Linked DNA regions of Homo sapiens: regions 2, 3, 4 and 5 are each linked to region 1. Evidence: chromatin loops called from intact Hi-C (ENCODE). Cell type or tissue: heart right ventricle. All regions are shown on one strand. Links, peaks and the distances in the headings refer to the core of each region. The heading gives the core; the rest is flanking DNA. Region 1 has its middle 13 kb from the start of GRB10. Region 2 has its middle 170 kb from the start of GRB10. Region 3 overlaps GRB10 (growth factor receptor bound protein 10). Region 4 overlaps GRB10 (growth factor receptor bound protein 10). Region 5 overlaps GRB10 (growth factor receptor bound protein 10).

What was found. A loop is a pair of places that touch in the nucleus more often than their neighbours do. Peaks named below come from ENCODE experiments on the same cell type or tissue, not always from the same donor. Only the 100,000 strongest peaks of a DNase experiment are listed, where the experiment ranks them.
Region 2: a loop joins it to region 1, with 2.1 times the contacts of the local background. A loop is called at or near these places in 9 of 110 quality-filtered maps.
Region 3: a loop joins it to region 1, with 2.2 times the contacts of the local background. A loop is called at or near these places in 16 of 110 quality-filtered maps.
Region 4: a loop joins it to region 1, with 2.0 times the contacts of the local background. A loop is called at or near these places in 9 of 110 quality-filtered maps.
Region 5: a loop joins it to region 1, with 2.6 times the contacts of the local background. A loop is called at or near these places in 20 of 110 quality-filtered maps.

The regions. Positions count from the first base shown.
Region 1 is chr7:50,793,072-50,798,916 of GRCh38, forward strand. It overlaps a transcript of GRB10 not described here. Among named protein-coding and RNA genes, the nearest start is that of GRB10, 13 kb to the left of the region's middle. In heart right ventricle, for the core only: a CTCF peak has its summit at 2,829 (motif pointing right); no DNase peak of the experiment used is centred there; H3K4me3 peaks cover 769 bases; H3K27ac peaks cover 933 bases.
Region 2 is chr7:50,951,746-50,957,590 of GRCh38, forward strand. No RefSeq gene overlaps it. Among named protein-coding and RNA genes, the nearest start is that of GRB10, 170 kb to the left of the region's middle. In heart right ventricle, for the core only: no CTCF peak of the experiment used is centred there; DNase peaks (open chromatin) are centred at 1,619, 1,890 and 2,257; H3K27ac peaks cover 1,640 bases.
Region 3 is chr7:50,708,988-50,714,832 of GRCh38, forward strand. The region is part of intron 4 of GRB10 (growth factor receptor bound protein 10); the gene reads right to left. Among named protein-coding and RNA genes, the nearest start is that of GRB10, 71 kb to the right of the region's middle. In heart right ventricle, for the core only: no CTCF peak of the experiment used is centred there; DNase peaks (open chromatin) are centred at 1,854 and 2,434; H3K27ac peaks cover 2,694 bases.
Region 4 is chr7:50,654,641-50,660,485 of GRCh38, forward strand. The region is part of intron 7 of GRB10 (growth factor receptor bound protein 10); the gene reads right to left. Among named protein-coding and RNA genes, the nearest start is that of DDC, 92 kb to the left of the region's middle. RefSeq lists an enhancer at 4,780-4,949. In heart right ventricle, for the core only: a CTCF peak has its summit at 3,069; DNase peaks (open chromatin) are centred at 1,631, 2,031, 2,771, 3,451 and 2 weaker places; H3K27ac peaks cover 3,423 bases.
Region 5 is chr7:50,718,352-50,724,196 of GRCh38, forward strand. All of the region lies in intron 4 of GRB10 (growth factor receptor bound protein 10), which reads right to left. Among named protein-coding and RNA genes, the nearest start is that of GRB10, 62 kb to the right of the region's middle. In heart right ventricle, for the core only: no CTCF peak of the experiment used is centred there; DNase peaks (open chromatin) are centred at 2,160 and 3,460; H3K27ac peaks cover 766 bases.

The DNA.
Region 1 (5,845 bases), core at 415-5,414:
CCCGCCGCGCCTCCGCGGGGCCCGGCGTCCCCGGCCGCGGCCGCCCAGCGCTCAGACAATGACGGCGCGGGGACCCGCCTGGCCGTCCCGGGCCCCGCGGGGACGCCAACCACAAAGTAACTTGCCGCCGCGCTCCCCGCCCAACTCCGTACCTGCCGCGCGCGGCTCCCCGCCGCCTCCGCGTGGCTGCGGGCGACACTCGGCGTGGCCGGCGGCGGGCGCGGGTCCCCGCGGGGCGAGGCCGGCGCTCAAGACTGTCCCGGGCGCCCCGCGCCGCCGGCGCTGCCGCCACCCAGGGGCTGCGCGGAAACTTTGGGCTCCACCGGGTCTCCGAGCGCCGAGCCCGCCCGGCCGCAGCTCGCTTCCCTCTCTGCCTCCTCCCGACCTCCCCACCCCCTCGATGGGCTTTAAACTCGCCCGGCCCCGCCCGCCCTCCCCGCCTCTGCCGCCGCCGCCGCCTCCGCCTCCGCCTCCTCCCCCGGCTACTTTTCCTGCTCCTCCTCCCGCCGCCGCCGCCCGGACCGCTCGGCGGCCGCCAGCGCGGGAGGAGCCGGGGCCTGGGCGCAGGGCGTGGCGCGGGGGCGCGGGCCGCGGGCCGGACGGCCGGGGGGCCAGAAGCTCCCGGAGGTTCCTGCCCCGGGCTGCTGAGCGGGTTCCCCCCTCCTGCTGTCCTCGGGACTCGGGCGCGGGACCACGACCGCCGCGGCTCAGGAGGCTTCGCCAGTGAAAGGACAAATTGGACCTGTCCCGAAAGACAATTTATAAGCGAACTGTTTGAAACGCACAAAGTATTAACTGCGCAGTCCAGATCCTTTATCCTGGGCGCAGCAGGACGGGACGGAAGAGCTGGGGCTGCCCCGTACTCTGTCGTGGGCTGAAGGCACCCGGCCTGGGAAAAGGAAACCTGGGTTTGCTCACAGCCAGCCAGGTCTGGGGCCTCACCTCTTTGAGCCTCAGTTTGCCCCATCTGCGTATGAGTATCGAAGTGCGGGTGGAGTGAGAGGCCCTTCATTTTTTCTTAATGCTGCCAAGCCTGGTGTCCTTATCTTTACAATGGGCTAATAACGCCCGCCTGAGGGTTGGTGTCCTGGGGATTAAATGAGGTCATACTGGGAACATAAAGTGACTGCGAAAAAGACTCCCCTACCCCCCAATTGACGGAAGCCATTGTCGTTAGTGTGATTCTTAATATCTCTACCGAGTCAAAACTCTAATACACATAGCATAACGATAAGTATGTCTTTTCCTGGGTCTTGGCGTTCTAAACGCAGCTGCGACAATATCTTGCCTTCATAGAGCGTGCACTTTGTGCAAAACCTTCATGAATCCTTGCATGTAACCCCCACTGTGGCCCTCTAGGTGTTACTGTTAGAGTCCCACTGTGTACGGACTGGGAAACTGAATCTTGGAGAGGTTAAGTGACTTGCTGAAAGTCAAGTAGCTGGTAAGTGCAGAGCAAGGATTGGAAGCCATGTACGGTATTGTACCAAAGCCCCTCGTAGGCACCTGCTTCTAGCAGGAGTTATTCCACCTTAGACAGATGTTACTCATGGAAAGGTCATCCTTCCCTGTAACTGAAACAGACCTCCCTAAATTTTTGCCTATTGGTCCAAGCTCAGAAACACGTAAGATGAAAATCAAGAGAGGATGATATCAAAGGATTTTAGATTCCTAGAAGAAAGGAACACAGAGGACTCCTGTTGCAGACAAAGGACTCAAAAGAAAATTAAAGAACAGAAAACTCAGTTTGAGCCAACTTCTCACAAATGCATCAGCTTTGAACCTTCTAGCTTCTGCTGAAGGTCCAAACAGCAATCCATGCCTACACCAGTCAGATAGCCTGATAGGCAAGGAGGCTTTGATAGAGGTTTCAAAAGTTCCTTGATACATAGACATATGTTCTTTTGGAATCACTTGTGGGTAAATTCCATACACTATGGCCCCTTTACCCCTAAATACATTGATGTGTCTTTCCTAAGAGTAGAGATATTATGTGCATAACCACAATAGTCACCAAATTCGTAAATTTATATTGATAAAATACTTGTATCCAATCTAGGTCCATATTCCGGTATAGTCAGTTGATCTGACTATGTCTTCCATAGTATTTCTTTCCCTCTGTTACAAGATCCACTATTGAGGTCTAGAGTCAGGTATTGCATTTAGTTGTCTCAAAATGTATGGGTTTTCAGACATTACTATTCACAGAGAAGTGATCAAGATAAATGTCCTTAAGTGTTTTCCTGCTAGCATAGGTCTCTAGAATTCCTAGGACAGGCCCTCATTCCCTACATTTCCTGGCTCTCTGTAGACATCAGTGGGCAGAACCCATTCAGAGACACTTTCTGATGCAAGTTCATGAACTTGTCACTCTTGTGGCTGCAGAAGCTGCAGCTGTCCTCTGTGCAGTGATCCTGGATGAGCCAATCCTATATACAGATTGTATCTTATAGCCTTCCCTTCCCCCAAACTCCAGATGCCCCTGCCCACGCACAATGCTCCCTCTCAACAGGGTGGCAGCCACAGTGGAATCTAGCCATGCAGCCTATACGTTATCCTGGAGAGCTCAGCATACTGGGCAAGACAGGGAGGCTTGTAGTTCAAGCACTTCCCCAAGGGGAAACATATAAGCTGGAATTAGGTGTCAGGACACAGGATTCCGTGATAGTGAGAAATTCAATTATCTAAACATGAGCTAGAAGCCTCCTTCAGCTGAAAGTAGAGAATCTGATAGACTCTAATTTTTAATTAGTAATGAATTGATTAACATCTGTCTTCCCCTGTTGACTGTAAGCATGGTGACTGTGGCAACTCTGTGCCCCTTCACTAGTGTCCTTCCAGCAGGTGGAGTGCCTGGGACAGAGAGGGCACTAAGTGAATAGTCATTACTGGGGAATACTGTCCAGTGAATTAATTTCTCAGGAGCCTCTGAGACCTGGGCACTGTCTCAAACATTGCCAGTAACCTTGACAAAGGGAAAGTAGTCAGGGTGAATGGCACCCTGACAGCTAACTGCTTTGAGCAGCAGTGGCCCTCGCCTCTGCTCTCATGAGCCACTGCTAGTCACACGGCCCAGCCACCATCCCATGCGGCCCATGTGGACATGCGAGCACATGTCTGGAAAGCAGCCGCCTGCCCACCCCTGCAAGGGGAAGGGGGTAGTCTATAGTCATAATATAATCATAGTGCCTGCCCCAGAATACCTGAGGAGCCTGCTTGCACTACACATCCCTGGGCCCACCCAAGCTCTGGAGAGTTCACACTTCCAGGGTTCATCTGCAATTTTTTTTTTGAGACGGAGTCTCACTCTGTCACCCAGGCTGGAGTGCAGTGGCGCGATCTCAGCTCACTGCAAGCTCCGCCTTCCGGGTTCACGCCATTCTCCTGCCTCAGCCTCCTGAGTAGCTGGGGCTACAGGCGACTGCCACCACCCCCAGCTAATTGTTTTGTATTGTTTCAGTAGAGACGGGCTTTCACTGTGTCAGCCAGGATGGTCTCTATCTCCTGACCTCATGATCCGCCCACCTCGGCCTCCCAAAGTGCTGGGATTACAGGCGTGAGCCAACACGCCCAGCCCATTTTTAATAGACTCCTGCATGATGCACGATCTACATCCACACCAGTATTCCAAACACTCCAAAACGAGATGGACAGGCCACCCTGGAGTCTAGAGGTGGGGAGCCTGGCAGCATTCAAGGAAGGCTTCCCAGTGGTTGCCATGCCCCCATGGCACCCTAGAACATCAAAGATGGTAAGTTAGGCAAAGAGAACTGAAGAAAAGGCCTTTGGGGTTGAGGGACAGGCGTGTCTCTCAGACCAAACCCATGAAAGACCTTGGCTCCCTCAGGGCGCAGTACCAAGTAGTTGCATTTAGTCACAGAATGTTGCTGCTGGGTCTGGGGTTAGAGTTTTGATAACACACCAAGCTGGAGGGGTAAGAAGGGACTTATTTGTCAGATTTATATTTAACTATTTATACTTATTTGTCAAGTATAGGCTTATATGGCGATGAGAGCACCGGATATGTCTGTTATGGGGCCTACCAGCACAGTGCCCCCCAGCTAGCCCTGCTCTGTCTAGAGTTTCCCCACAACCCTGGTTTTCCTTGATTCCTAAGTACCAATTAAATTGGTCAGGGATGACGCTTGGCCCAGAGATTCCCATTCTGTAGGTAGGTGGGCCAGTGGGCGGAAGGGTGACCCAACCAATCAGAAGCCTGCACCTGGGATTCTGAACTTGAAGTACTGGTGGGATCTGCACAATGGAGACCAGGTGAGGAACGGCGAGTTGGGCTCAGCATAAGGATGGTGTAAAGTACAAAGACCCAAACAGATGCCGTCGTGCCTCCCGTCTCTCTGGGCCCAGGCTGGTACAGCTATTGTTTTGAACTTCCATAGAATTCCATTTTCCGTCATTGTTTATTTGTTTGTTTTGTTTTGATTTTGGTGGGGGGTTGGAGGGGGTAGGGACAGAGTCTGGCTCTGTCGCCTAGGCCAGACTGCAGTGGCGCAATCTCAGCTCACTGCAACCTCCACCTCCCAGGTTCAAGCAATTCTCATGTCTCAGCCTCCCAAGTAGCTGGGATTACAGGCATGCGCCACTATCCCCAGCTGATTTTTTATATATGTAGTACAGACAGGGTTTCACCATGTTGATCAGGCTGGTCTTGAACTCCCAACCTCAGGTGATCCACCTGCCTCGGCCTCCCAAAGTGCTGGGATTACAGGTGTGAGCCACCACACCTGGCCCCATTTTCCTTATATTGTCTTAATATCAACTCTCCTTTTCTGAAGTTGCTTGGATCAAAATGTCTTTACAACCAGAACAGAGGCTCACAGAAAGATGTTTATTCAGGCTGGTTACTTAGGTATAATTTGCTGACCAGAAAATTTATCATTTTTTAATGTACAATTTGTGGAGTTTGGAAAGGTATATAGTTATGGAACCAGTAAAGACATTAATACAAATAGTTTTCACCCCAAAAAGTTTTCTCATGCTCCTTGTCAGTCCCCCTTCCTACTCCAGGCAACTGATCCTCTTTCAGTTCTTAGGTTTTGCTTTTCTTTTCTTTCTTTCTTTTTTTGTTTTTTGGAGAGATGGAGATCTCCCTGTGTTACCCACGCTGGTCTTGAACTCTTGGCCTCAAAGCAATCCTCCCTCCTCAGCCTCCCAAAGTGCTGGGGTTACAGGTGTGAGTCACCACACCCAGCCATGTTGCTCTCAAGATTGTCATCTGAATGGAATCACACAGTAGTTAACTTGGCATAATGTCCTTGTGAATCATCCATGTTTAGTGACTGGATAGCATGATACTTTAATTAGGGTAGGTGTACATCCACTTGTTCAGCCATTCTCTGGCTGGCGAAAATTTAGGCTAGTACCAGTTTTGGGCAATTATGAATAAAACTGCTATGAGTATTTGGGTAAAGGTTTTTCTGGAAATGTAAGTTTTCATTTCTCTTGGGTAAATAACTAAAAGAGAGACCGCTAGGTCATATCTCAGTATATGTTTACCAGGAACTGTCAAACTATTTTCAAAGTGAGTATATTATTTGTGTCTGCACCAAAAATGTGTAAGAGTTCCAGTTGCTCTACATCTTGCCCAACACTTGCTGTTGTTTGTCTTTTTCATTTCTGCCATCCTGATATTGTGGGGGCAGCTTCTAATGTTGTGTAGTGGTATCTCATTCTGATTTTAATTTGCATTTCCTTCATGGCTAATAATGTTGAGCACTTCTTCATGTGCTTATTTGCTGTGCATATACAGTGTTTTGTATAGTGTCTATTCAAATCATGTGCCCATCTTTTTGTGTGTTTTTTTCTTATCATTGAGTGCTGAGAGTTA
Region 2 (5,845 bases), core at 357-5,356, 160 kb after region 1:
CTGACAAAGACTTCAACGTGAGTTTTTGGAATTGCTTAGAGTTGTAACTGTAGATATACATAATAATCCAAACTATGACTAAAACCAGATAGAAATTATAAATATACTTTTGTATGCAAAAAAGTACTAATTAGACATCCTTAATTGAAAAATATGGTCACAGGAATGCCTGTGCTGACAAGAGACACGAATTCTGAAAAAATTTTCTGACTTTTCTACAGCTTCTCACAATTTGCCAAGTTCCACCTGGTAAGGGCAGACACAGATAAGGAGAGCAAGGGAGAACATCCTTCTCAAAGACTCCCCTACCTAATTTTCCTAGAAAAATCTACTAAGAAGAGAACTGGCATGAAACCCTGCCCTTTACTATGAAATTATTCCTGGATGTGAATATTTAGAATTTCTACCATAGCAAACAATTTTCCTGAGTTAAAAATTGTTTCTAATGGCAAACAGTCCTTTTTTTTTTTTTTGCAAGTGAAAGGCTTTGTAACCTCTAAATAGTGTCCTTCACAATTAAAAACACAGGCTTTGGGGCTGGGTAGACCTGGGTTTGCTTCCAGCTTTGCCTTTTACTCAACATGAGGTTGTAGGCAGTATTTGTGTGCTCTATATTTCCTTATCTGTTAAGTGGGGACATCGACTACCACTTAGCTTGTAGAGACACTGAGGACTAAAGAAGTAATGCATGGGAAGTCTTCTTTTTGCAAATTTGGTTTCAGTGCAGGTAGAAACTCTCTTACTCAGGGTCAAGCTGGAATGCCTTGGACATTACTACCTGCTTGAGCCTTTTGTGTGACAGGAACTGATGCCAGCATTGTTCATTTACCTCTTTTACTTGCTACTTAATCCAGGCCTGTCAAGGACTCCCCATGTAGATGCAGCCAAACACGCCTGAGAAGATGCCAGCTGAATAAAGCCCTCACCATCCCCTTCACTGTTTCCTATTGTTTGTATTTTGATAATCTCACAAGCTCACTACAAACTTTCACTATTTAAAAAGTGCTCTGTTAAGCAATGAGAAGTCACATGCACATTAGAGAGCTGATTTTTGAAACTGAGAGTTGGCTGTGGGTGCCGGCATTGGCAGTGTAGATGTGGAAGCAGGTACCTGCCCGGGGGGAGCAGGGCTGGTCCATGCACAGTTCTATGGGAAGGATTTGAGGACTTCTCTGTGAGAGGTGCCATCACATTTTAATTACCACCAAGCTTGCTTGGCAATGCGTCCTTTCTTGGCAACATGTGAAAAAATAATTTTGCAAACTGGAAGGCAGACTGGTGGTTGAATTCTTCTTTGAAAAAGAGACTCTGTGGTGCCCAGAGGGAAATGATATTTTAAGCTTGCCACAGGGCTCCATGTTGCACTGAGAAAGACATTTCTCCATGCTATTTTGTGCTCCACAAAGCACTGGGAAAGTCAAGGCACACATGAGAACAAAACTTTCGCAGTGGGGAGTAATTTGAGATTACATCCTTGGGCCTGAAGGAAAACCTTGAGATGACCATAGTTTGTACTGATTCCCTTTTCCCAGGCTCCTGTGCTGGTAACATGGACAGGGGTTTGTCCTTCTCCACCTGCCTCTGCCAAGCACTTCTTGGCCGGACTCTGTCTCTCCACACCACCTGGGGCAGTCTGGACTCCCAGAGCGTGGGAGAGTTTTGTCACTTGCCTTACACAGATAACATAAATAAAATGTTTTCCAAAGCAGACAGACACTTGGGTAATTCTTTTGGAACACTTAGTTCATGACGTTCCAGTAAATTATTGCATCAGTGGAGAAGAATGGTGCAGGGCACGAGGGAAAACTTTAAAAGAAAAGTACAAGAGCGAGTTTAGGCAGATTAGCAAATGGCAGAACAGCCACGGCCAACCAATGGCCACAGGTCATTGCAACCTGTGGGGGGCTCCACTGTGGAGGGAGAGAAGTGCTCCATGCATATGTCTCTGTCCTGCCATGCATGCTCCTAAGACACTTGGAGTGCTTTGGAGGCCAATAAACAAGGGGGACACCCCAGCTCCTTTAAGGGCTGGAGGAAAGAATTGAGTATTGAACTCAATGATCTTTTAAAAATCAGGAATAAACCTACATTATTGTCCTCCAGTCCCCTAATCGATGGCACAGATGTGGGAAAGAGCTTGGCTGAAAGTGCTATGAAGACTTCCTGAGTCTTTTCCTCAGCTTCCTTTGTGTGCTGCAAAGCTAGACTGAATGAGCACCCAGAGAGAGAGGGGTGACTCACGTAGGTCAGGAAGCTGGTTTCAGTGGCTTGAGGGACTGGTCTCTGCCCCTATTGTGAGTGAGACTGATGGAGCTACAGGACAGACAAAGGTCAGTCTAACCCCCTCAGGCCTTTCTTACTCACCAGGCTGGGTCAGGCAGTGAAATTAGGGCCCAGTCACTGTGCCTTATTTCACTTTTCCTGGCTCTGCAATGTAGACGGCAACTCCTGAATGATTAAGTAAATTCTCCCTTACACTTTTCTAGTGAGTTTTATGTTGGGGCTAAAGGTGTATATCTGGGCCATTCCCTTTGACCAGTGTCTTAGTGATTTGTAGTTTGAGATTAGGTAGAAAACTGATTTTTTCCTTTCTTAATGGAAAGAAACAGGTGCAATAGAAAACACGTTTCAGTCTTAAAACGTCTGCAGCACCTCCTGTGAGTACTGATGGTTGGTTCATACCCATCTGGTGAATGCCACAGGTGGCTTCAGGGGAGAAGGGAGGCTGTGTGGGAGCCATGCTTGAGCAGTAAAGACCCAGGCCTCGGAGGCAGGCACTTGGAGCTCCCCACGCACTGGCTGGGGCAACCTAGGGGATGTTGCCTGACCTTTCTGAGTCTCCCTTTCCTCATTTACAGAATGCAAACTGTACTAATAGTGCCTATTGCACAGGGTTATTGGGAGAGTTAACAGTGATAGAGCTGAGTCTAATTTTTACCCTTAGCCCGTGCCTGCGTGTGAGTGAGCTCTACTGTTAGTATTGGTGATCATACAAGTATTAGTATTTGCATGGCTGGAGGTATTCGATAGCAGCAAATCCCCAATTCTGAGAATAAGACTGCCCCCGAAGCTTCTCTGTGAGGATCTGTCCAATGGTCACAGGAGGAGGAAGTCTGGCCCAGGGACAGGACAAGGATGCAACAGGAAGACCAAATGGCCCCATTGGGACTCATGCCCAGCTCCAGGGGAAACAGGAACTTCTATGACTCTGCTTCTGCCTATGTCACAAGTGCCTGAACAACTTGCTAAGAAGGCCGGGCAGATGAACCAGCTTGTTCCAGGCTCTCTCAGTGCACCCGATGGGCAGACATCTGCATCGAGTCCAGGGGGATCCCTGATCCCAGGTTCCTCTGCCCAGCCCTGTGAGGCCCATGCAAGAGGGCAGGGCTGAGGCTGGAACAGTGAGCGCTGCAAAGTGTTGCAGAAGAACGATTTTCAGTAGGAAAAGGGGAGCAGCAAGAAGATCTAACTAGTGGTGTTTGTATGTGGTGTATATACCTCAATTATAGTTCACGTAATCCCAGCACTTTGAGAGGCTGAGGCGGGCGGATCACCTGAGGTCAGGAGTTCGAGACCAAACTGGCCAACTTGATGAAACCCCATCTCTACTAAAAATACAAAAATTAGCTGGGCATGTTGGCGGGCATCTGTAATCCCAGCTACTCAGGAGGCTGAGGCAAGAGAATCGCTTGAACCTGGGAGGCGAAGTTTGCAGTGAGCCGAGATCGCACCATTGCACTCTGGCCTGGGTGACAGGAGTGAAACTCCATCTCAAAAAAAAAAAGAAAGAAAGAAATACCTGAGTCTAGGTAATTTATAAAGATAAGAGGCTTCATTGGCTGATGATTCTGCAGGCTGTACAGAAAGCACAGCAGGGACATCTGCTCAGCTTCTGGGGAGGCCTCAGGGAGAATTTACTCACGGCAGAAGGTGAAGGGGGAGCAGGCACCTCACATGGCAGAGCAGGAGCAAGAGAGAGAGAGCGAGTGGGGAGATGCCACACACTTAACCAGATCTCCTGAGGACTCACTACCATGAGGACAGCACAAAGCAATGGGGGGTCCACCCCTATGAGCCAAACATCTCTGGCCAGGCCCCATCTCTGACACTCGGTGTTACATTTTGATATGAGATTTGGTGGGGACATATATTCAAACTACATCAGCAGGCTAAAGAGAGTTTTTTCCCAGAAGGGTCCCTTTGTATGGCAACTGCCCTTCCGGTGGGGCCTCGCTGCCAGGCACCAGGTCTGACCTTGCAGAAGTGCCATCTTGGTGAGATTCCTGGTTGCAGGATGTAGTGGCAAACCTCAGGGCAGAAAAGGAGTGGGTGTGAGGACACTCATGGGAGAGCCAGTCTCAGAGAGAAGGTGGGAATGGAAATTGTCCTGGGGTCTGAGAGCAGGAGCAGCCATCTATCTTGTACTACAAGACAGGACGCAGAGGGAGGGGAAGGGTGTACTGCTGGGGGCTACAGGGGTGCTGGGGGTGGAGCAGCAGGCAGAACAGAGGTAGGAGGCTGCTCCCATTGCTGCGAGATGCCCCTCCTCCCGCTGTTCTGGCTTCGGAGCCCTGTGGGGTGGCAGGTCGGGAGGTGTCCATCCAGCTGACCTGGGGCAGGCGTCCGTGCCCTGGAAGTGGGTGATGGAGAAGGCGGAAACACTCCTCTGCCCTAGCTTTCAATGTATGAAATACTACTGTGTCCAATACCACAGGAGGTAGCAAACCTCCCTCTGGAGGAAGATCAGAGGAGATCAGAAGCCAGAGAGAGAAAATACCAACAAAGGGTCACTATAGTCAAGGAGTCTGGAACCCATGAAAGAGTACACGCCCCGACTTACATGAAGACAACACAAGGGCACACACAGGTGCACCTTGTGAGACTGTCTTTCTTAGTATTTTTAAACCTTGACCATGCACATTTCAGCATGTCCTCTTGTCGCGTGAGAGGGAACAGTACGCCACACTCCTCATCCCTATCGCACCTGCCAAAAGTGAAGTTGCACAACAGTCATTCTAGGAGTGATGGTAGGGCTTTTAGCTTTAGGTAATGTGAGACGATTTTGCCCAATGCTGTACTTTACAAATAAGGAGACAAAGGACTTCCAATTTGTCTGAGGATTCACAGGGTCAGAGCCACCCTCCTTTCTGCTCTCCCAACCTCAAAGCATTTTTTTCACCTCAAGCAGTGAAAAACTTGGTACATTCTATAATTGGGTATTTTCAATCATGCTTGACATGTCTGCAAAAACTTCACACTTCACTTGATGACTTCTGACCTCTTTCTCTTACGGCTTCTGAGACACTCTATCTTTGGCCTTGTGCAGTTGCACTGTGATTTTTCTAGGTGTGGACTTCCTTAATTTTCCTTCTAGGGATGCACTAGGCTTCTGAAATGGGTGGATTAATGTCTATGCTGGGTAGAATGGTGTTCCCCCACCAAAATACGAGTCCGCCTGGAACTTCAGAGTTCATGACCTTATTTGAAAACAGGGTCTTTGCAGCTGTAATTAATTAAGATGAGATCATCTTTCGGTGAGCCCTCAACTTTTTATGGAAAGTAAAGCTTGTTGCTGATGAACATGGACTTAGGAGATTTCCAAGCAAAGTGTTGAAGTCATGTCCTGGTTTCTCCTTGGTGCTTAAAGTAAAATGTAGGAGGAAAGACTCAGATCTGAGAAGGAACCGAAAAGAAAAGGAATTACCAGGAGCCATCAGAAGCTGGAAGAGGCCCGGAAGGGTTCTTCCCTAGAGCCTTCAGAGGAGTGCAGACCTGCTGGCCCCTCGAGTGTGGACTTCAGCCCCCAGAAATGTGAGATAAGACATTTCTGTTGTTTTAAGCCACC
Region 3 (5,845 bases), core at 238-5,237, 84 kb before region 1:
TACTCAGAGCCCTTAATCACTATGCTCTCTACCTCTAGGGGAAGGTGAAAGGATGGGAGAGGGCAGCCAAGCTCCTTAATTAAAGTCCCACAGGTCACTTCACTAATGCTGAACTTTCCCAAATCCACATGCTTTAGAAAAACTTGCCAAAGTCAGAACAAGCCCATCCAGCAAGATCAGGGCAGAAACACCACCTTCATAAAGATGAACACGAGAAGCCCTCCCTCTCCTAGGGTGACCCAGTCCCAGGCCCTGTGCTGAGCCATCTCCTGTAACAGAGCCCTCCAGTGGGTGAGGAGAATGGTTTCTGTCTGCTCCTCCATCCTGTGCCAGGCAGTGAGTCTGCCTGAGCTGCATCGACCAACAGCTGGTCCTCTGGCCCCCAGTGGTGGGCGGCCGAGGGAGCCAGGCCAGGCAGGAACATGGCCCGGGAGGCCAGCTGGGCTGTTCCTTCCGTAAGCCACGTTTTGGGGATTGCACAAATGCCCCCTGGCCTCACTCCCTCTCCTTGCTGGCCTCAGGCTGGGACCCACAACTCAGCTGCTTTCTCCAGACCCCTCCATTAAACTCTTTTTTTTTGCTCCCCACCCCCACCCCGCGCCCTCCGGAGGGTGCCTGCTGCAGACTGCCGAGACCCTGGCTAACAGAGGCAGGTGGCTTAACTTCCCTCACTCTGTGGATTAAGGGCTGGAGGTTTCAAAGAGTACACATAAAAAGTGACTCGTGGGAGGAAGAAAATGGTGAGCTGTGCTGTGGACTGTGGGCATGCCTGTTAGGGTACCAGGTGGCCTGGTGTGGCTGGTCCTCACCTTGGAGAACATGGTAGAAATGCAGGCTCCCAGGCCCCAGCCAGAGCTGCTAAGTCAGGCCCATGATGGGGGACCCAGGTGTCTATGTGTGAACTGCCCTTCCTAATGTAACGTGGCTCATACCTCCATGGCACTCTAGGAGCCACAACCCAGCTGGTGTTCCTTGACTCCAAAGTGACTGCTGTATGCCTCTCACAGCACTCGGCCCTGGGTGCTCACTATGTAGAATGTTCTCTACCCCATCCACCATGCACACCCCATCAACCCATCCTCAAGGCTCATCCCTTTGGCACTTTCTCTGACAACCCCAACGAAAAGTCTACCTCCTCGTACCTTACCCAGCAGCCCTGCTTTAATTCCAAGCAGGAAGTAACAAGGGTGAATGGATTGGTGCCCACCCTCTCCCCAGAAACGGGCCTCCTTGACTCATCCTCACAACCCCAGCACATGGCCCAGCCTCACCCCAAGATCTTGGGGAGAGAAGCCTCTGCTTCTCTGTGAGGATAGAGGGACAAGAATGCTCCACCACCCACCTTTCAAAGCCCAGGCTTCAGCAAAAAGCATCACAAGGTAGCCTGGGCACAAAACAGCGAGGAAGCAGCCCCTACCACCAGTCATTGGCGTTCCGTTTCAACTAGAGCATCAAATGCACTCTTGCCTCTGCTGGGTACCAACTAAACACTACAAGATGCACAAGAGGAACCAGCCCCAGAGAACCAGGGTATGTTGTTCATTGGGCGATTCAGGCAGTTTTCTTATCTAAAACTGCAACACACGGATGGAGGGGCAGCGGGAAAACTGGATGAGAGGAGTGCCATCATCAGTGCGGCGGGCACTGCAGGTGACAAATGGAAGGACTGCACAGCAGGCTGGACACTGGCTCAGATCCCAGGCCCCCACATGCTGGTTAGTCTTGGGACTCAGGGCAACTGCCTCACCTTCGGGGTATCTCCACACCTTCCTGAGGCAGAACGACCACTTCATAGGTCACTTCTGAGGTTCAAATTAAAATAACATAAATAAAGGGCTTGCCCAGCAACTAAAGGTACTGAGTGTTCGGTAGACAGCGGGCACTGACCTTACTACGGAACAGAGGGCCGGCAGCTTGCATAGGAGGTCTCTCTCTCCCTCTCTCTACAGTGGGTATCACGTGGCTGTGTCCTCAGCCTGCCCTGTGCACAATATTTTCAGAACCTGGAGAACGGCACAGAAGGCACACTTAATAACTCCACTAAGGTAAACAAAGACCAATGCCACAGAGAGCAGAATGACAGGGATTCGAAATGTCTTCCACCTGGGAGAATGCCCGATCATAACCTACAGGCTTAACAGGGATCAACTTTAAACATTACAGGTATGCAAAAACAGCCAACCAAATTAAAAAAAAAAAAAAAGCAACAGATGAGAACAGTGGATGAGAACTGCTCCTGAGGGTGCAGTTAAAAGGGGCTCTCCCAGCCCTCCCCCACCCCCTGAAACCCTCTCCTGCAGCTACCCTCAGATTTTTGGTGCAAAGGAGAAGACGCAATCCTACACGACCCACCATCCGGGTCCCAGAGCTCCCTGGGGCCTTCCTGCAGGCAGTTTCCCAAACCCCTCCTGCCCAGCCAGGGACATCAGCTGAGACGGGTGGGGCACATTGCTGGAGTCCACCCAAGGGCGCTGAGTCTGCAGATGAACATGTGAACTGCAACAGGGATGGGGTTTGTCATTTCACACAGGATGCACTTAAAGAAGTAAAATGTTTCAAACCGCAAGTCTATTAAGCTATTGCAGCCGAGTGAAGAGTGACTACCTGTGTCACCTGCATTTTGAAAGCGGAGGCATCACCCAGCTCATCAGTTCCCTTCCAATGCCTGATACCCTCTCTACCAACTGCACATATGCCTGCTCTAGAACTCTGAACACACACAAGCCGTCAGATACAGTGTAGTTACAGATTTCACAACTACCCTCCCTCAGCCATGTAATTATACTTTTATTAAATATTAATGTAAAAATGGCAGGGTTTCTACTAATATTATAGTTCCTGGGTACCAGGTACGGTGCTAGACAGTTTACACACATTCCCACTTAAATCCTGTCTCTAATGGGTACTGTTGCTACCTCATCTTTACAGATGAGGAAAAAGGAGGACAGCAGCTTGCCCAGCGAATCACATCTCGTAAGCGTGGGTGTGAGACCCATTGGGGCTGAATCAGAGAACATGTCCTTAACAACCGAGCTATGGGTAACTACAAAATCTGTCACTCAGAGAATTCCTAAAACATGCAGAAACTCCACAAGGCTGAAAAAGGCTGAAAAAAAAAATCCTAAAACATTAGTGAACTTGGTAAAAGCTGCAGTATCAGCACTCCTATTCTGCCAGTTGCAAGGTGTACAAAACTAGTCCCTCAAATGGAAATAACCTTCATAATAAATGAGCCAGAGCCATTTTTCTCACCCAAAGTGACACTGCCTGTTTTGATATTACACTTTAGGTCTATGCAAGAGGAAAGGAAGCAAGAGGTTTTTAAGCAGAGATTTCAGTCAAACTGATCCTTAAACAAAAACAAGAGCTGCTTCCACCAAAAGCCTGAGATGGGGGAAAAAGAAAAGTCAGCAAGCCAGGTGTCTCGTATCAAGGAACAAGGGGGATGCTCTTTACTTACAATTGTATTCACACAGGCTGCTGAGGCCAACATGAAAATATCTGGGCAAGCCCTGGTCAGAGTACAAAAAAACTTTTCTCCCAAATGGTAAGAATGCCTGGCCTGGCAGGGAAAATACCACCACATAAAAAATGATCACATTTTCACTAAAATCATACGGCCTAAAAAACACACAGATCAGTGGCTTGTACTCCATATTCAGGCACTTATTTCCACATAACTACCTCCAAGTGCAGCCATTCTTGAATTAAAAGCAAAAGTAGTGCATGAGCTGCCTCACTTTAACCACCCACTCTGCAGTGTTCAGCACAGAAACATCAATTCTGGTTATTCACAAGGGGAGGAGTCTATCAATCATTTACATTTTAAACAGCTCTATTGAGATATAAATTACATAACATAAATTTCATCTGTTGGAAGTGTACAAACCAATGAATGTTAGTATAATTAAGGATCTGTACAACCATCACCACAATCTAATTTTAGAACATTTCCATCACCCTACAAAGAAACCTCCTGCCCAGAGCCTGTCAATCTTGACAAATGGTTTTCCCAAAATAAAATGCCTTTGCCAAGTCAGTTTTGTTCCTGTTTTTGCATCTGGTATTCCCACATCAATGAGGCATTTTGGCCGAAAGGGGGACAGCACTAGCTCTAGAATTTCTACAGAAGAGTAGCTACATGACCTTGGGGAAGACATTAAACCACCCTGTGTGAGTATAACCTCCAAGGACTATTGAAGATTTAGTGTGATCACACATGGAAAGCACGGCTCAGTAAATCTCAGCTGCTATTTTTACTACTGCCACTACTGCCCCTGCCTCCTCCTCCTCTGCGGTCACTACCTCCCCTCCCGACATTTCCACCAGCACTCCACCCCTTCCCACCACCTCCTTCCATCTCCATCACTTCTCCTGCCACATCAGCTCCTCCTCTACCTTCTCCACCTCCTCCACCGCCACCTCCATCTCCTCTACCACCCCCACCATCATTTCATTACCACCTCCATCATCACCTCCAGCACTTCAACCAACTCCTCTACCATCTCCACCATCTCCTCTACTATCTCCACCATCACCTCCACCTCCTCTGCTACCTCTATCACCTCCACCTCCTCCACCATCTCCATCCTCACCTCCACCTCCTCTACCATCTCCACCATCACCTCCACCTCCTCCACCATCACCTCCACCTCCCCCATCACCTCCACCTCCTCCACCACCACCTCCACCTCCTCCATTGTCACCTCCACCTCCTCCATCCTCACCTCCACCTCCTCTACTATCACATCACCTCCACCTCCTCCACCATCTCTATCCCTCACCTCCACCTCCTCCATCTCCTCTACCACCTCCACCATCACTTCCACCATCTCCACCATCACCTCCACCTCGTCCACTTCCTCTACCACCTCCACCCTCACCTCTAGCTCCTCCTCCTCCTCCACTACCTACCCCTTCATCACCACTTCCACCCATTCCATCACCTCTGCTCCTTCCCACCACCCTTCACCTCTTACATCTCCAACACCTCCATTGCTACCAACACATCCACCTCCACACTCTTCATTATCTCTATATCCTCCTCCCCCTCCACCACCACCTCTACCATCACCTCTACCTCTTCCTCCCCTACCTTCACCCCTCCTCACCACTTCCTCCATCCCCAACTTCAACAAAAAGGCAACTATTCAGACACCAAAATATCCACATGTATTAACATAATATTAATTTGTTAGAATAGTCAACATGTAGCAGTACCTTAATCGATCATGAGTTCTAGAGTAACTTAACAGTCTGAGAAATCAGAAGATCAGAATCTCTAAACTACCCACTTAATAATTTTGACAACACAATCTTTAAAGTACCACAAGAGGATCAGTGACAATGCAAGTTATAGTCAAATTATATTTATATACTTTAAATATAACTTGAGGCCAGGAGCAGTGGCTCATGCCTGTAATCCCAGCACTTTGGGAGGTCAAGGTATGCAGATCACGAGGTCAGGAGACTGAGACCATTCTGGCTAACACGGTGAAACCCCGTCTCTACTAAAAATACAAAAAATTAGACGGGTGTGGTGGCGGGCGCCTGTAGTCCCAGCTACTCAGGAGGCTAAGGCAGGGGAATGGCGTGAACCCAGGAGGCGGAGCTTGCAGTGAGCCGAGATTGCACCACTGCACTCCAGCCTGGGCTACATAGCGAGACTCTGTCTCAAAAAAAAAAACAAAAAACGGAGTGCAATCCTGAGCCCTCCTGAGCTCCCAGGTGGGGTGCACAAAGCCATTGCAATTGCACTGAACCCAACTTCTTCAGCTTCAAGCTTCTCGTTTTCTCTCTGGGTCCCACAACCCCAGCAACCTCTACACTAAAACCAGAGAACCAA
Region 4 (5,845 bases), core at 389-5,388, 140 kb before region 1:
ATTTTTACAAAAAATGTGCAAAAAGCAATACAAAAACTCTCTGTATATATTCTTCACCTTAGTACTCCAAATATTAACATTTCACCCCATTCGCTTTATCAAATTCCCATTCTCTTTCCCTACCTACCTAGGAGAGTGGGTTGCAGACATCTCGCCCCTTTCCTGCTAGATGGCTTTGTGTATATTTCCTACAAACAAGAACACTCGCATAACTACAGTACAATGATCAAAATCAGGAAATTAACACTGATATACTACCATTAGCTAATTTACAGACCTCATCCAAATTTAGCCAAGTGTCTGACTCCTGTCCTTTTAGAAAAGGGAAAAAAAACAAAAACAATGTTGTTCTTGGTTCATGATTCAGTCCAGGACCCAAGCTGCGTTTGACTGCCTTGGCTCTTTAGTTCCTCAGATTTGGGTTTTGTTTTTGGCTTTTGTTTCTGTGGGGGTCTTCTATGACCTCAAAACCCGAGGTCATTCTCTAGAATGTCTCTTGGTTCTGGTTCAGCTGACGTCCCTTTGAGATTAGCTGTAGAGATGCTGTGTCCCCCTGGGTGCCACAGCTCAGGAGCCACACAATGCTGCCCTGACCCTTTTTTGGTGACATCAGTGTGGCTCACCTGGGAAGAGTGTCTGCCAGGTGTTTCCACACACGTAAGTTATTATTTTCCCCTGGCCCTTCATGCTGGCTCCTGTGTCTTTATGCCATGTCCCCTTCATTCTTTAAGCATCTCCCAGGCAGCCCTGGCTCCTTTTATTGGAGAATGGTATCTAGAAATGACCTGAGCGTTAGGTTGAACGTATATTTAAAGACAGAGGAAACACAGAACTGCAAGTTGTCTTACAGACCATGAAAACTATGAGAAATCAATAAATCACATCTTACCAATTTTACTTAGATGCACTCAGCTGTCCAACTTCACTCCACTGCCCTAGTCCAGATAACACGTCAGCATCTCCTGCACCTGCATCCCAACCGGCTATCCCACACCTCCTCCAGCCCAGTCCATCCTTCACACTGCAGCAGGCAAAGCAAAGTACAAAGCTGCTTTCCCCTCTCTGCCAGAGACCTCCTTTGCCCTGGAGACCAATCTCTTCCTGGGACACCTAAGGCCCTGGCTTCCTAGGCGCTGCCTCCTCTATACTATCTCAGCCACCATCCAGGGTGCCTGTGCCTTCCTCAACTGTCCTCATTCCCTCTTTCTGGAACACTGTATGCCTTCCAAGGCACTTAAGGATTCCTCATCTTCGGCCCCACTGATAGCTCTCCCCACATGATGGAATGTCCTGGCAGCATGTTGGAAACTGTCTGTGATAATGTGCCTCTATAAGGTGATTAGCATTGGTTTCTCTCACTGGGTTATGGGCTCCCAGAGGGCAAGGCTGTGTCTGCCCTGCCAGCCTCAGACCCCAGCACCCAGGCAGTACCTGCATGTAGAAACCACCTAAAATCTATCAGTGAATGGGCACAAGAGAGGAACAGAGGACAGTAAGGGCGTTATTTCCTGACTGTGTCCTGGTAGGGGAAGTTGGAACCCTGAGGAGACAGGCGCGGGCTGAGCGCAGAGTGTGAGATGTGCACACATGTGAGGGGTTTAGACAAGCAGACCCAAGGTCCTTGCTTGCTATCGGTCACTCTGATCCTCCGTCCCAGGGCGATCCTGTGGACTTGAGACCATGTCAGGGAGGCAGCGGCAGTGAGCTGTGCTGCACAGCTGAAAAAGACAGGATGTGTAACTACTGGAACAATACATGCTGGAGATCTCTAAGCTCATAAGGTCAGAGACCCGATGTGGTGACTATGCAGTAGCCTATGCAAACGCCACTAGACTCTCTTCTTCCTTCATCCCTGTCACTGCAGGGCCACACAGGCCTGACTTGTCATAAAATTACTATACACCCAGAAATAGCCACGGAAAAGCCAGAGGGCTTGCTAAGGTGTCTGCGGTATTCTGAAGACACAAATCCTGGAGTCCCTGCAAACAGCTGCTGACCACCTGGGACACAGAGTTCCACCCCTGCTGGGGAAGGCAGGCTTCCAAAGCCACCGTGTGCTACCATGCGGTGCCTCTGAGCCACTCTCTCATTAGGGAGAATGCAGAGGTGGAGAAAGGCTCCAGGAATGGGGTCAGGGCTCGGAAGTCCCGAAACTCACTCTATCCCGGATGTGGTAATCAACATAAGCAGGTCTTTGCAGACAGATATAGCAACACACATCCTGAGCTATAAAACATCCTCAACCTTTTAGTAGGAATCTGACTTCTAGGGTCTACCCTGGGGAAAGGATTCAAAATGTGGCAACAGCTGCACTCCAGGCACCCAGTGAAGCATCATTTATAGCACAGACACTGGACGACAATGCAAATTATCTGGTCACTGTGAAGTAGGTAAATATGGCACAAATCGGTACTCATCAATGTAGGTATCAGCTATCATGAGTGTTTTTTAGGAAGACCACACTAAGAAACACAGAAAATACTTATGAGATGTTAAATAACTGAAAACATATCTAAAATTATATCCACCTTTACTAAAACCTGATAAAATGCCGAGGGGCCAGGAACTCGACCAAACTCTGGGCAGATGGAAAGAGCTGACTTTGTTTTTAATACTGTTACAATACTGTTTTTGTGCCAGTTCAATGGTCAGAGTCAAAAGGGCAGTCACACTTAGGCTCCAAGGTTAAATGAAGAAGAAAGCAATGTTGCTTCCCACTTCCTCGAGTGTCTGTGATGTTCCCGCGGCTCCTGGCATGGCAACACTGCTTCTCATTCCCTTCCAGGATTCTGCAGAGAGACCAGGGACTGTGTGAGCGGAAACACTACCCGTGAACAAAAAGAGAGGAATGTGCGCCGGTACATGGTGTTCCCATTTAAATCTTTTCGGGGATTTCCTCATATAAATAAATCTGAAGATGCCAGGGTTCTATAAATAGGGCTAGAAACTACTGCCCTGATTCTAGAGAATCTCTGTTGTAAGATGACAGCGAAGATGCTATTTTAGGGCAAAGTAAAAGATAAACCATGTTAGTCATTAGCATTTGGTTCTCTCAGGGACCAAAAAATAAAAATCACCAGCAGAGGGTATGTACTTGTAAACCTTCCCACACAGGGACTATGTCTGTGCTCTCTTTCCTAGAAATGTCCAGACTTGGCACCAACAGCAGAGGGAGGATGTTTACCAAATTCTCTTGTGAATTTTTTGGATTTTCAAAACACTTTCACTTGGTTTCCTCCACTAATTCTTTTTTTTTTCTTTTTTACATTTTTATTACTCAAACTACTTGTCCTTCAGCCAGTTAAGAGACTGAGGCGAGAGCCTAAGGAAAGAAAAACAGAAAAGACATGGAGGAAAAGAGATGGCCATTGTCCAGGCAGTGGCCTAGATGGCCCATCTCATCTTGGGTCTCAACCAAGACCCAGAGGCCTAACACTTCTCGACTGTAAACTCTAGAACACTTTATCCTAAACTGGGTGGACCTGCCACATGCGCCTATTGCAGGAGAAAAGAAAAGTCCCTCCGTGGCTGCTCACAGGTATAAATAAAGCGCCAATGTCCACGTTCAGTGAGTGTAACAGGCTTCTCCAGTGGGTGAACTGTGGATTCCTACTCAAAACCAAACACAAACCAGCAGGCTGTTTGCTCGCAGTCATTTATGGCAGAAGCTGTCAGGTAGGTAAATTGGGGAAAGTGCATTGTCTAGTGGTTCCCCCTTACCTGATGAAATTTCGAGTCAAAGCAGCAGCAAGAATTAGCAAATCAGTTTGCCAAGGAAAATTACTTCCTGTTGCTAGCAAAATAGGCGGTCTCTGTGAAAGCACTGATGGCCACCGATAACCAATGACTGCACACTGCCCTTGCCTTTGAGTCCACAGGAGCCTCACGTAGATGGCCACAGGTGGGCAAGGCACAGACTTAGATTTTTGGCAAAACTATGGTGATTCTTCCTGTGAAAGACGTATATAATTTAAGTGCTCACATTTCCAATGCTCTTGACAGCTATAGATATCAAGAGGTATTCAATGCTACAGTAAAATATCTGTTTTAGGCCCCTCAAATTCAGAGGTTTATATTTTAAAAGATATTTGTACTCCGGAGAAACACTAGTAGTTGGGATTTCACATAAGATTCCTGCACTGATTTCCTGTGTCATATTTAGCCAAACAAGTGGTCTGCTCCAGGTCACGACTGCCTCGCTGCAATTGCATCACTTGCTCTGATGCAAACACGGGAACATGCAGGTGCCGTCACGTCGGGCCTTCGGGATTATTCTCAGACTGCAGGGGCTGCGGTCCCTAGAGAGCTGTGAGAGACCTCCGCTTTAGCAAAGCTGCCAGAAAAGTCTAAAAAAGTGAGGATGACATTCACCATTTTAAAAATAATCATGGGCAATTTAGCACCCTTTCCCAAAGTGCGTTCTGTGTAAAGTTTACAGGTGCTGTCTCTAAAGCACTTCTGTGATCACAAATGTTTCAGATGCTCTAGCTTAGCTTGAGTGAATAGGTAGGTTTTCTTTTTCTGTAAGATTTTTCAGATCCTCTAAAATCAAACGGGAAATGTAGAATTGCCAAGAAAACGATAGACGATGCCAAATTTCCCAAACTTACTGAACCTGCATGGCTTTTTCCCCCTCAGGACAACTCAGGTAACTGGCATTCTAGAAAATGAGAGGTAAAAAACGTGAAGAGATCTCAGTCACCTCAGCAACGCCAGAGGAAGACTGAAACCCAGAAAGCTAGACCCTACTCAAACCACGGAGAGCTGAGGGAGCCTAGCCAAGCCCCCCTTTGAAAAAAACATGTCCTGGCCACCCTGCTGTTAAAGCCTTGGCTCAAATGCAATGCTCACAGTCACCGAGGACACCCGAACCTGCCAACGCTCAAGGCTGGACGCAGGGCTGCTCCCAGGTCGCTCTGGGTCCTGCACCTATCTCCCATGCTGAGCTAAGCAGCTGTGCAATAGTGTGTGTGCCCACGTCTCTTCTCCGGGTAGCCCAAGTCTTGGAAGGCAGACAGTAGAGCAAACTCATCTCTGTCTAGAGCCTGTCCAGGACAGCCCCTCACCTAGAGGAGCATATTACAGGACCATAAGGTTAGAACATCCATCCTTCAGTGGTGGCCACGCCGGAGGGCATAAATGATGGTGAGCAATGCAATGGGATCTGCTACATGTGTGGGTTTTGCTTGCACGGTTTCAGGGATTCACGCGTCCCCTCATAAGTAATTGAATGACAAGTTGAGAGTTCACTTAGGCGTACTGAAATGCATTTCTGTCGTCTGGGGCACTGCTGTGGCACACTGAGAAGACAGCTAGAAGCTCGGGTCCTGAGTCTAAACCCACTTTTTGTGATGTATTTGTCAATGACCTTGGAAGATGACTTTATCCTCCCTGGGCCTCAGGTTCCTTAAGAGCACATGTCTCGTGGTCACTCCTGATGAAGGCAGTGATCACGTGGCAAAGGGGTGGGGCACAGTAGTGGTGCCGCGTTCATGCAGTAAAGGGGCATGGGGGCACAGCTGCGGTGCCGTGTTCACGTGGGAAGTAGGGGGTGCAGCCATCATGCCGCGTCCACAGGGGAAGTGGCAGGGAGGCGCAACTGCGGTGCCGCATTCAAATGGGAAGTGGGGGTGCAGCCATCATGCCACAACCACAGAAGTGGGGGGTGCAGCCGTGGTGCTGCATTCATGCAGGAAGGGAGGTAGGGCACAGCCATGGAGCCATGTCCATGCAGGAAGTGGGGTGGAGTGGACGTCCTGCCACGTTCACACGGCAAGAGGGGAGGCAGCCGTGGTGCAGATTTGACTGTCCTGAGCTCCAAGACACAGAGACATCAGCAGGGCCC
Region 5 (5,845 bases), core at 511-5,510, 75 kb before region 1:
CATGCAGAAATCAGTCAGCCTCCAACTCCTCCTTATCCACCTATGAACTGCTTACTGATCCTGATTATTTTGCCTTCTACATCCACTTCCACCCACACTTTCTTCTCACGGCCACTGCGGCGCCCTCGGCTCAGGCTGCTCACTGCTGCTTCCTGAGCACACTGACTGAGATCAGTGAGAGCTCACTCTCACACGAGGATCCCAGAGTATAGAACTCAGGGACTCTCCAGCCTGGGTCTTAAACCCGCACTCTACATCTAATATTTCAGTTTTTGAGGACCACAGATCTAACTTTACTCCAAAGTAATTTGTACATTAAGGGCAGGTTTCAAAAACACATTAACACCCAGTTCACCAGGAGCCCAACGTTAAGTCCCGTGCATACTGAAATTGTAACCGTCGAAACCCTGAGAGCAGAGGTTGCCATTCACAGCTCTCAGGGTCAAGAGCGCTTAAGCAGCAAGAGGGGTCCTGCAATTACTGTCCAATGTCTAAGCTTGTTGAACCCCTCAAAATCTTTACCCAAGGGTGACACAGTCATGGATAACCAATCACAGAGTTTCAGAGACTTGGAGTATCCAACCTCTTGGTCACCCAAGCAGAAGAAAAATATAGTCAATCTTCAGAGAGGCTGATCCATTCAACAAATATTTACCAAGCAATTACTCTATGCCCAGCACATGAGTGTTTAAAGCAACAATCCTGCCCTATGGAGTTTGTATTTTATCTAAAGAAAACAAGTAGTGAGCAATAAACACACCATTTACTTGTTATAATCTGAGAATGCAGTGCTATGGAATAAAAGAACAGAACAGAGCTGGATAAACGGGGCGGAGACTGCAATTTACACAGAACACAAGGGAAGGCCTCACTGAAAAGGGGTCCAAAAGTGAAGACTGCAAGGAGGAAGGGCCAGGCCCACAGGTGTCCTGTGACACCTACATGAAGGAGGAAAACAAGGCAAAAGAATATCACTGCAGGCAGAGACAGAAGGCCCTGCAAAGGGAATTCATCTTAAGAGTGACCATCCTTTGAAGCTGGAAGCCATCATTCTCAGCAAACTAACACAGGAACAGAAAACCAAACACTGCATGTTCTCACTCATAAGCGGCAGTTGAACAATGAGAACACGTGGACACAGGGAGGGGCACATCATACACTGGGGCCTGTCGGGGGTAGGGGGCGAGGGGAGGGAGAGCATTAGGACAAATACCTAATGCATGGGGGGCTTAAAAACCTAGATGATGGGTTGATAGGTGCAGCAAACCACCATGGCACATGTATACCTATGTAACAAACCTGCACGTTCTGCACATATATCCCAAAATTTAAAGTAAAATTTAAAAAATAAAAAAAAAGAGTAACCATCTTTAACAATTACACGGATGCCACTTTCTCCATGAAATAAATGCTACAACCAGCTCCTTACATTTCCACTACACTTTGGAATTTCCTACCAAGAATGACAAGTTTTGTTTTTCCTGTGAGTTTACTCCTTTTATAGGTTTTTTTTTTTCTTAAGTCATACTATCAAGTGATCAAATCCGAGTTCCTGCATGCTACGCAGGATCTCTGGCACCTAGAAATAGCTGGTGGAGACACATTCTTCTGCCCCCCACTCCAGCTGCTGGGAGCGGGGCTGAAATCCTTCACAGAACTTGAATGCCTCTCAACAAACACCAGAGAACCCCTAGCAGAGCTGCAGGCTGAAGCCCATCTTCAGATAAAGAAACACGGTTTCCTACCACTTTTCCAGAAACACTAACAAACACATCAACTAAGTCACAGAAAGTTCAGTAAGAGGAAAAACTAAATACAAGCTAAATATTTACTTTCTTCTTTAAGATCAATGATAGGAAAACCTCACAAAAGTTAAAAATAATGTTAATAATTCATATCACAGTCACTTCGAATACTTTGTTTCTAGTTAAGATGATAATAATAATAAATGTACCAGTAGCCAGTTTCGCAGAGTCTGCTTGAAACACACATAAATATTTAACAGGTTCTGGGGAAACTGCTAAAGTGACAGTATTGACTGCATGATGAAAACTGGATCGCAAACCCTACCTAAGTGACCCCCTTTGTCGAGACTCATAACCGGTGGCAGCAAACACAGGTGATGAGGCCCATCTGACACCAGGCGCCAAAAAGGCCCAGAGAGCAGAGGACAGGCACATCCCGGACGGGGAGCCCAGCACATATGGCAACACTTAAAACCCCAAGGAAAAATAACAGTGAAAGCAAGTCATCCCAACTAAACATGCATGGTACAGGAATATAAAAATATAATTTAAACATAGTTACCACCTTAAAAGACCAGACACTTCAATCAGAAAGTAAGTAAAGAAGCTTATGTTTAAATTACTCTGTATGCTTTTAATAAAAGGAATAATTTTAAGGTTCCTCTCTCTGCCAAAGTACACCATTAAAAAAAAAAAAAAAGTTGCCGTTTCCTAAATTTTCATCAATGTATTTACTGCTTGTTTAAAATAGCATTTTTCTCTGCCTGGCTGTCTAAAGCACGATATTATCCAATAGCTTTTCTCTTCTGCAACTGAGTGAGCAATCACAGAAGCTGCACGGCACCCAAATCCAGTGCAGGAAATTGTCGCAATAAATACCCTCTTCATCCAGGTGCCAGAAAGAAAAGAAAAGAAACGCCCTGCTTCATTGAAAAGTTTCATAAATTGTTAACATGAACACCACATACAGTATTTGCCATATTCAAACAATTTTAACACAGTAAAGGTACCCAAACACGAAACTATTTTAAACTTTCCTGGAGAATACAGTAGTCCCCCCCTTATCCTGGTTTTACTTTCTGCAGCTTCAGTTACCCACAGTCAACTGTGGTCCAAAAATATTAAATGGACAATTCCAGAAATAAATAATTCATCAGTTTCACACTGTGTGGAGGAGAGTGATGAGATCCTGCACCAACCCGCTTTGTCCTGCCCAGGATGCGACTCCTCCCTCTGCCCAGGATGCGACTCCAAGATCCACGCTGCAGGCGCTGCCTGCCCATGAGTCACAGAGGAGCCGTCGCAGTGATCATCAGATCAACTGCCGCGGATCACAGAGCTTGAATTCAAGTAGCCCTTACTATACTGAATAACAGCGCCAAAGTGAAGAGGAACAATGCTGGCCATTTGAGTATGCCAAAGAGAAGCAACTCATGACAAAGTGAGCCCACCCCACCTGCTACCACCTTCTTGCTCTGCTGGCCCAAGCCCCGGTCTGTTAGCTCTTGTCTCTGCCCCTCGTAGGGCTCTGCAGCTTGAGAATTAGGTGTTCTGACCTGGGCTGGGGACGGGGTCTCACCTCACCATGTCACCCATTCCCCACTGGGTAGGGGCCAAACAGAAGGGTGATAGGTCTCCACTCTGTCCTCAAGCAGAATCTGGGGTGGCTGAGGATGGGGGAGGACAGACGACAGCATAAGGAGGGGTCAGGCAGAGGGAGGCCCAGGACTGGCTGCAGGAATGCAAGAGAAGGCTCCATGGGGGTGTGGCAGGGACTGCTGTGGGAAGGGAAGGTGTCTGGGCTGAAGTCCAGGGAAATGGCCCAGGCCAAGAAACGGAAGAAGAAGACAGCGCGTGGAGCGGGGAGAAGGGAGCAGAGCAGTTCAGTATTACTGGTGGCAAAGGAGAGCCCAGGCTGCTGGTAGGGAGGATCAGGCCAAAGACAGGCTGAGGAGGCTGGCCCGGTCACTATGCTACCTCCTATGCCCTCCTCTCCTGTCTCTCCTGCACCCCAGAGGCAGGGTGTACCACGGGCCCAGTAGCTCCCAGCTTCCCAGGCTGTCCCCCACCAGCTGAGCCCCGAACCCTTAACCTGCACCACGCCACAGCCCCTCTGCCCTGCCCACTCTCATGCCCACTCAGGAGGCCAAGGACTGGCCATAAACTTACGTTCAAGGACTTCCTGCAAGGGTCATTCCAAGATCCAAAGCGGCTTCCTAAGGTGATAGAAAGGTCCCCTGGAAGGCCCCAGGGTAACCCCGCCTGGCACCAAAGAAGTGTCAGGGCAAAGATGTTGGATGGCACAGACAGAGCAGCTCTGAGAGCATCTGTAGTCCCATGAGCTTGCAGCAAGGTGGGAAATTCCATGTGTTCGAAGATTTCAAAGCCACAGAAAGCACATTCCCATCTGCCAGGAGAACATAGTTGATGGGGGCACATGGGCAGCAACAGCTTCAAAGCCCTGTGACAAGCACTCAAGAAAGGGGAGTCCAGGGTGAAGAGGTGACAGAACCAGTGATGCGAGCCAGGGTGACAGGGCCCAGAGTGACCGGATGATGGGGGATGGACTATGGGGGAGAATGCCAGGGTGACAAGGTGACAGAGTGATGAGGTGGGGTGACAGGGTACCGCCCCCTCTCCTTCCCCGACATTACTTATACCTGGCCTCCAAACACACAGCTTGTTCTCCATAAAGCCTCTCCTCAGAAGCTGCCCTCAATGTCCTCCTTGGGTAGGGTTATTTTTAATCCCATTTCACCCACCTTAGGTAAAGATAGCGCTCTCAGGATTAAGTTGTTTCTCTAGATGCCCTGGCACTCACCCCTCATACTGCACAAGCTACAAAGGCCACATTTACGCCTTAGAAAGCTGAAAAATCCATATAAGTACCCTGCAAATGCCAAGAACCTGACCTCAAAGACCAATTTAATTGGAATTAACACCTTCACAATGTCGAAAAATAAAATACATTTATATAAAATTTACTTTTCTTTTAGTGAAGTTCTGAAGGGACAAGTAAAGCAAAATATAACCTTATAGCTATTTTTTCACAATACCAAGTAGCTTTTTTTTCTTTAAAAAAAGAGAAAAGTTGCAGTGAAGCAATGATGTCCTTGGCAGTGAAGGACTCAAATTCCAACTCTGTGTCCACAGACAGAGGGGTCAGGTGTTTCCTTATTTAGAGTCATTAAACAACAGGTACAATTCTCCTTCCTCTATTACTTGGGTACATCCTTTAAGCCCCGGCTATGTCTTACACACTTCTGTATTCCCAGAATGGGCAACCACAAAGAAACTGCCAATCATTTCCTCATTGTCCAAAGAACGAAATGTTCTAATGTTGTTTGGTCCCATCTTACAAATTAGCTGGGTTTCAGCTGAGGTCTGGAAATGAAGGATGAACCCCTCAGCCAGTACCCCAGAGCCTGCTAAACCAGAGTCTGGGGGCAAAGGAAGACGATGAAGGGTTTTTAGCGATCCAGCCCCTTGGATCCCAGGAGCAAAGGCCCTGTTCAGGGTTCCAGCGAAGTGCCCCTGGTCAACTGGGATTTCCTAAGGCCCCACTAGTTGGGTGGTCCCTGGAGGCTCTCATTTCATAACAGTGCAGGTATAACTGTCAGCCTCACACGCCTGAAGCGGTACTGGGATTCAAACCTGGGGCCTGCATGCCTCCTGGGCTGGCTCACCTCCCGCTGGCCACATGACCCTCCAAAACGGTGTAGACTCTTGATGGAGAAAAGACTAGAACAGCTGCTCAAGGCAAACAGACATAGGAAGGTGGGAGGTAGGTCACACTGAGAGCTACAGAGGGACCCACAGGCACCCTCCAACCTTCACGCCCTAGTGCAGTGGCAAGGAGCTGGTTAAGGACGGTTAGCAAAAGCACAGCGGAGTCACATCAGGCCTATAGGGAAGAGTGGACAACACAGTGGGAGGGCACAGATGCTGTCCCCCATGATCCGCCACTGGCTGGAGGCAGTGGACTCGCACGTTCCAGCAGCGCCTGAGGAAATCTCACCATGCACAAATGACACACCAAGGCCACAATGGGTCATAAACGCAAAGCTTCAACTTTGCAAACTGGAGCTGCCAAGGACAGA